Linked DNA regions of Homo sapiens: region 2 is linked to region 1. A link is an interaction called in ENCODE POLR2A ChIA-PET data of the cell type or tissue named here. Cell type or tissue: endothelial cell of umbilical vein. All regions are shown on one strand. Each heading gives the region's core, and the rest is flanking DNA. Links, peaks and the distances in the headings are about the cores only.

Evidence for each region. ChIA-PET counts read pairs that join two places held together with the same protein. Peaks named below come from ENCODE experiments on the same cell type or tissue, not always from the same donor. Only the 100,000 strongest peaks of a DNase experiment are listed, where the experiment ranks them.
Region 2: POLR2A ChIA-PET joins it to region 1 with 5 read pairs; 2 of 35 experiments call an interaction of 5 or more read pairs at or near these places.

The regions. Positions count from the first base shown.
Region 1 is chr1:207,936,770-207,940,121 of GRCh38, reverse strand. No RefSeq gene overlaps it. Among named protein-coding and RNA genes, the nearest start is that of LINC02767, 21 kb to the left of the region's middle. In endothelial cell of umbilical vein, for the core only: no CTCF peak of the experiment used is centred there; DNase peaks (open chromatin) are centred at 1,891 and 2,721; H3K27ac peaks cover 2,288 bases.
Region 2 is chr1:207,846,416-207,849,767 of GRCh38, reverse strand. No RefSeq gene overlaps it. Among named protein-coding and RNA genes, the nearest start is that of MIR29B2CHG, 25 kb to the right of the region's middle. In endothelial cell of umbilical vein, for the core only: no CTCF peak of the experiment used is centred there; DNase peaks (open chromatin) are centred at 1,397 and 2,527; H3K27ac peaks cover 2,500 bases.

The sequences.
Region 1 (3,352 bases), core at 567-3,066:
CTTGGGCACATGTACAACAGGGACATATCTCTCCATACCTTCAAGCACAGGGTATATATAGGGTTAAATACTGCTTGTAAAATGAATGGATAAATATGACATTATCTGCCTAAGTAACCATTGCCAGTCCTGAGAGACATCCATCCTTTTAAATACAAAGCTGAGCTCACAAAAAAGTAAAAGAAATCCCTAAAGGAACAAGAAATCAGATTTATAAATCCGTGCTCCATGCCAAGCTGTCCAGAGGAATTTTTTTAATTGGTCAAATAGAAGTTTTGATTTAAACCATAACAAAGAGGAAAAGAAAGAAGGCCTTTTTTCTGTGGTACCTGAACCAAGACCTCTGGAGAGCACTATTGGTGGAACCATAGGGCCACACTTACTGAAGAACCATACTTACTCACTGAAGGAGAATCAGAAAAAATGCATGCTACTTCTGGATGCATACAAAGGATTATTTTATCATTTACTGTTATGCCTTTCTGAAACCCCACTAAAATGGGAGCAAAGAAAATTTTTTCACAAGAATAAAGAGGTGCAGGACAGATCAGTAATGGTAAAACATTGGAAGCTTAAAAACATATGGAAGAGCAGTAACTGACTTAGAAGAACTGTAGAAGGCTGAATCCTAATCCTGTACTGGGGAAAGCTAAAACAAACAAACAAACAAACAAAAACAGACCTTTAATTTTAAAATCTCCCAAAAGCTTAGAACTGGCAGGAGGAACCTCTAGGAAGTGAAGGTAAAGTTAAAGTTAAAAATGAAATAATTGATTGCAGGTCATTTTAAGAAACAGTTAATCTCCACATTTCCACCCACCTCCTACTTGTTCCTCCTCCCATACCATAGGTAACTGTCCCTTCCCAAATGCAGAAAAATGACCAGAGATCTAGTCACTGAAGGATGTAAGAATCACTAGACTGCCAGACATCAGCGTCTGCTTAGGACAGGTGCATAATTCTGAAAACAGAACATCAGTTGAATGCTGAGATCCTTAGCCTGTTCTCTCACTAGTTCCCAGGACATATGCAGCTAGCACTAAACATCCCAGACAGGAGAATGGAAAACTTCCTGGAGCCTCTGACAAACACAAGAGGAAAGATCCAAAGCTACTGATGCCAAGGAGTTCCCCAAAGATATGTCTCAGCTGCAACCCAAACCCTCACTCTCAGAGCCTCACCAATCAGGTCACTGGTGCTCCCATAGCCAGTAAATATGAACAGACACTCAAGGGCCATCAGATATCAAAGAAAGCCTCTATCATGATACATATAAACCAAATCAAACAAACATGTAAACAGGGTGGTAAAGCAACTTAGAAAAAATGGAGACTATGCAGGGAGAAAAAACATTTTTTAAAAGAACTATCATTAATATTCTCACAGAGATGTGGAAAGATACTAATATCTTTTCTCAAAGGAATGAGAGAAGAAAAGATATTACAAAAAAAAAAAAAAACCAGAATGCCAAAAACAAAAAACAAAAAAAAGAAACAACATTCAGAAAACAAAACGTAATAAAAGAGTTGAAAATCACCCAGGATAGAGTAAAAACACAAGATGGAAAATATTATTGAAAAGAAAAGAAAGCCAGAGGGCTAGTTCAGAAAGTCCAATACCCAGACAACAAAATAGTTCAAGATATTTTCCCTTATTAAATTCAATTAAATTTGGCCTAAGCTGCCTCTGTATTTTGAATTTTTACATAGCAAACTGCAACCTCAGCGTGTACACAAATGGCAAACCACCTTAAGAGTATTCTTATAACAAATAATAGTCACAGGCTGCCAGCTAATCAGACCATGTTCAAATACAGCAAATGCCATGCTGTATCCAAGCAAGCTGTCTCTGTGTGTCACTTCCTCCTGTCTATAAAGAGCTCCACTTTCAGAGAGCTCCACTTTGCTGAGTGGAGCTCTCTGAACCTCTATTGATTCTAGCTACTGCCTGATTCGTGAATCACTCTTGCTTAAACAAACTCTGCTGGCCGGGCACAGTGGCTCACGCCTGTAACTCAGCACACTGGGAGACCGAGGCGGGCGGATCACGAGGTCAGGAGTTCGAGACCAGCCTGACCAACCTGGTGAAACCCCGTCTCTACTAAAAATACCAAAAAATAAAAAAAAAAAATAGCCCAGTGCAGTGGCATGCACCTGTAATCCCAGCTACTTAAGAGGCTGAGGCAGGAGAATCACTTGAACCCGGGAGGCGGAGGTTGCAGTGAGCCGAGATCATGTCACTGCACTCTAGCCTGGGTGACAGAGCAAGACTCTGTCTGAAAATAAATAAATAAATACATAAACTCTGCTAAATTGAATTTGTCTAAAGTTTTTCTTTTAACACCCCCAAATGGCCAGTTATGTGTTTCCAGAGACAAAAGACTTATCAAGCACTCAGCTATATAGATGAACAAAACCCACACCAAGTAAAAACTCAAGACTATGTTTATTAGCAGGGAAAATAAAAAAATAGTTCAGAAAAGGCAGAAAATATTTAAGTTACTTTGTTCACCTATAGAGTTTGTATAATTTTAAAATAGTAGATGCGAAATAAAGATTGTCCACATCAGTATTAGGATATAACTGTGCAAAATGAACCACGTATTGTCATCCCTGGAATTAACCTTGTGGGGCAGGAGAGTAAATGGTATAATGGAGGAGGTAAAGCAAAACAGCTAAACCTCCTCTGCCAACCTCGGGAATTTACTTGTAATGACAGAAATAGAAAAAATCAGGAAGTAGTAATATAAGCATGTTTTTAAAATAAATATGGAGGTAAATGCCAAAAGAATTTGTAAAAAGAGAGGAATGTGGCTGATGTAGACAGGGGAAATGAGGAGAAGGTATGCTTTTTTTCTTTTTCTGCTTTTTTTTCCTTTTATTTTTGATAATCAGCTTTGTGACAAATAGGAGTCTTTAAAGTACACAGGGATATATTCTGATAAAATCTTTGTTTATATGCGTGCATGGATATGCACACATATACATATATCTATACATATTTTACAAATGTGTATGTATGTGCTATTTAATTGTTTATTTCCACTTTTATTTCTGACAGTTTATATAAAGATAAATCACAAGGAAATTTTTCTTTTTGCATCTGGACTTTGGGGGTGTGGTGGAGTAGGGACAAAAAAAGTTCCCCTAGAACTCTTAACTATAGGCTGACCTTATAAGGGTGGGGGTTAAGAATTCTTATTTTGGAAGATTTTGTTTACTGATGTATTGTGTGCTACTATGACAGTGTTGGCATACAGTAAGCACTCAATAAATATTTGCTGATGAAAAATGAATGAAAATAGATTTCAATTAACAGAATACAATATCCTGTAACACAAAAGGGGAAATCC
Region 2 (3,352 bases), core at 443-2,942, 90 kb after region 1:
AGGAAGTTGTTTCCAAGCCATCGCTAAAGCTCCTGTGGTCCAGTTTCCCATAGAATCCCCCTGTAAGCACACACGTATCCCAGGTCATGCGGGTGGCTTTGTGCAGCTGTGTCTCTGGTGCACCTAAATAAGCCTATGATTTAGGTGTTGGTACCTTTAAGATGAACTTTAAGGGCAACCAGGAAGCCATTCCAAGGAGGCTTCATGTGGGAATGATCAGAGTCTAGCCTGGAGCTGTTTTCCTTCTCTTTCTCTCTGTAGCTAAAGTTTGTTCTGCCTTGCAGAACTGAGTTCTGCTTGCTAAAGTTCTCTTAAACTCAGGAAACACATACTCATTGCCGTGGAGAACATGATGTTATTTCCCAGGTGAAAGACTCAACCTGTGGCCAGATGCCTGAACAGCCTGGTGCATCTCTCATCTGCCAGCACCGTTCTTCTGCAGTTGGCAGGGCTGCTTTAAGGCCAGAACAGGGAAATGAGAAGTCTCCCAAAGTGAGGACCTTTGCTTGCTCTAGATAGTGAAGGGAGGGTCACTGTGTGTGAATTCTAGAATGTGCTGACTTTTAAAAATTCACGACAAGTTTCAAGGTTCTCTCCATGTGACCCCACTACCTGGACTCTCTAATCGTCATGTCAGAGGGTGAAGGTGTGAGTGACACTTTATGATTTGGGGAAAGAAGAGGTGGTGGGAGTGGTGAGAGAGGAGATTGGCAGGGAGAGGGATAGATATTCTCATTGGGTGCATTTGACATCCTTGCCTCCAGTTTGCGTCTCAGTGTTGTTCCCCTGGCCACAAAACTTATTCAAAGTCCCTGTTTTTGAGGAGGCAAATACATACATATATATATATATATATATATATTTTTTTTTTTTTTTTGATAAGCCCAAACCAGACAGTTTAGGAAGGTCATTCTACTTAGGAGGAGAGTAAATAACATTTTACAAATGACTTTGGAGTTGCCTGGGTTTTTTTCTTTTTAAAAGTCTCCCTTTGCTAGTGGAAGTCACTGGGGAATGGATGATATGGCAAGTGCTTGCTGTTCTTGGAGTTCGGGTTCACTACTCCCCTTCTCATGCAAGGGACTGAGATGGTACTGGTGGGCTCAGGAGCCAGGTTCTAGATTACTGCTGTCTTAGCTGGCAACTAGGGCAGTCGAAACCAAAAGCCTCAGAAGTCCTGTTCAATGAGGGTAAATATTTGAATGGATTGAACAGATGAGTGTGTGTATATTTAGAAACTCACACCCAGTAGAGAAAGAACCTCTGGGTAAGCCCGGCTTGCTCATCCCTGCTGCAGGTCAGAGCACACCCAAGGTTACATCCTCTTATTCCATGATCGGCTGAAGTCACTTCCTTATGTACCCAAGGCTGCCCACGCCCAGCCACTGTTTCCTGAGCCGGGTCAGGAAGTGCAGATCACTCCTCTCATAACCTCCTGGTAGCTTATAGTCATCATCCAGCAGCATTCTGGATTCTTTTGCCTGTGTCTGAGTCTCCACACTTCAGCTGCCATCTTGCCCCCAGATCCTGAGCTTGTCTTTGAGTCCGTAGCTTCAGCTTGGACTTCCTGGCTTCCAGGCCCAGAGTTACTTCAGGGCTCTGGCAGCCACTGGAAATTTAAGCCTTGAATTTTGCTGATTGGGAATTGTCTCGTCTCCTCCATCTTCTTGGTTTTCACTCCCTTCACCCCTGGCCCAACCACTTCTGTCTCATTAAAAATCTTGTTTCTTATAAAAGTTACTTTATATTTCAGCATGCATTTATAAAACCCGAAGACATTTTCAGACGGGGTCTCACAGAACATAAAGCTTGACAAATGAATTTGGAGTTTTGAAAACATGTTTATTTTTTATGGTATTGAAGCTTTGTAGAGTAACATTTCTGCCATTTATTAAAATGCAATAGGAAAATGCTCAGAAATATGTGTGTCCTTCAGATTTTGTGAGCAGAGAGTGTAGACACTAAAATTCATTGGTGTTGGGGAAACAACCCATTGGATAAAAGTCCATTTTCTCCTAGATTTTTTCTTGTTAGCGTTTTTTTTTTATTAGTCGTATTAATTTTTTTTTTTAAGAGACAGGGTCTTGCCCTGCTGCCCAGCCTGGAGTGCTATGATGCCGTTATGGAGTGCCACTGCAGCCTCCGACTCCTGGGCTCAAGTGATCCTCTTTCTTCAGCCTCCTGAGTAGCTGGGACTACAGGCACACGCCATTGCACCTGGGTAGTTTTTTTTTTTTTTTTTAAATAGAGACGGGATCTCTCTATATTGCCCAGGCTGGTCTTGAACTCCTGGCCTCAAGCAATCCTCCCACCCCGACCTCCCAGAGCACTGGGATTACAGGTGAGAGCCACTGCACCTGGCCCTTTTTTAAAAAATTAATATTGTTATTGACGTATAACATGCATGCACAAAAGTGAATGAATCATAAGTGTTCGGCACAAAGCGTACATATCCTGTCACCAGTGCCCAGATCAGGAAAAGAAACAGAACACTACCAAACCAAACCCCGCAGAAAATACTTTGCATTTTTTTCTAGTTACAAACCACCCTTCCAAGGGTAACCACTATTTTGAATGCTACAATCACAGATTGGTTTCACCTGCTCTTCAACTTCATATAAATGAAATCACACAGTATGTTCTCTTTTGGAGTCTGGTTTCTTTCACTCATCATTTTGCTTGTGGCATTCATCCATGTTCTGTGCCATTGTAGTTTTCCATTCTCATGACTGTGTAGTATTCCATATTAATAGACCACAGTTTATTATTTGTATACCATTGATGGATATTTGGGCTGTGTGCAGATTTTGGCTATTACAAACAGTGCTACTGTAAATATGAATGTCTTGGTGAATGGATATATACACATATACATACCTGAATGTATGTATACATACATATACATACCTGAATGTATGTATACATACATATACATACCTGAATGTATGTATACATACATATACATACCTGAATGTATGTATACATACATATACATACCTGAATGTATGTATACATACATATACATACTTGTGTATATACATATATATTTCTGCTGGGTATAAACTTAGAAGTGGAGTTGCTGGATCATAGTTTTAATAGTAGTGCCAAAGCAGTCGTACCAGTTATACTCACACTAGCAAAGTAGGCAAGTTCTGGTTGCTCCAAATTTTTGCTAATATTTGATATTATCTTCCTTTTTCATTGTACTTATTCTGGTGGGTATGTAGTAATATTGTACTGTAGTCTGAATGTGCGTTTTGAGGATAGTGGCCATTTGTGTATCCTCTTTGCAAAATGCCTCTTCAGATCATTTGCTTATTTTTCTATTGGGTTGCCTGTCTTAATGGTTTGT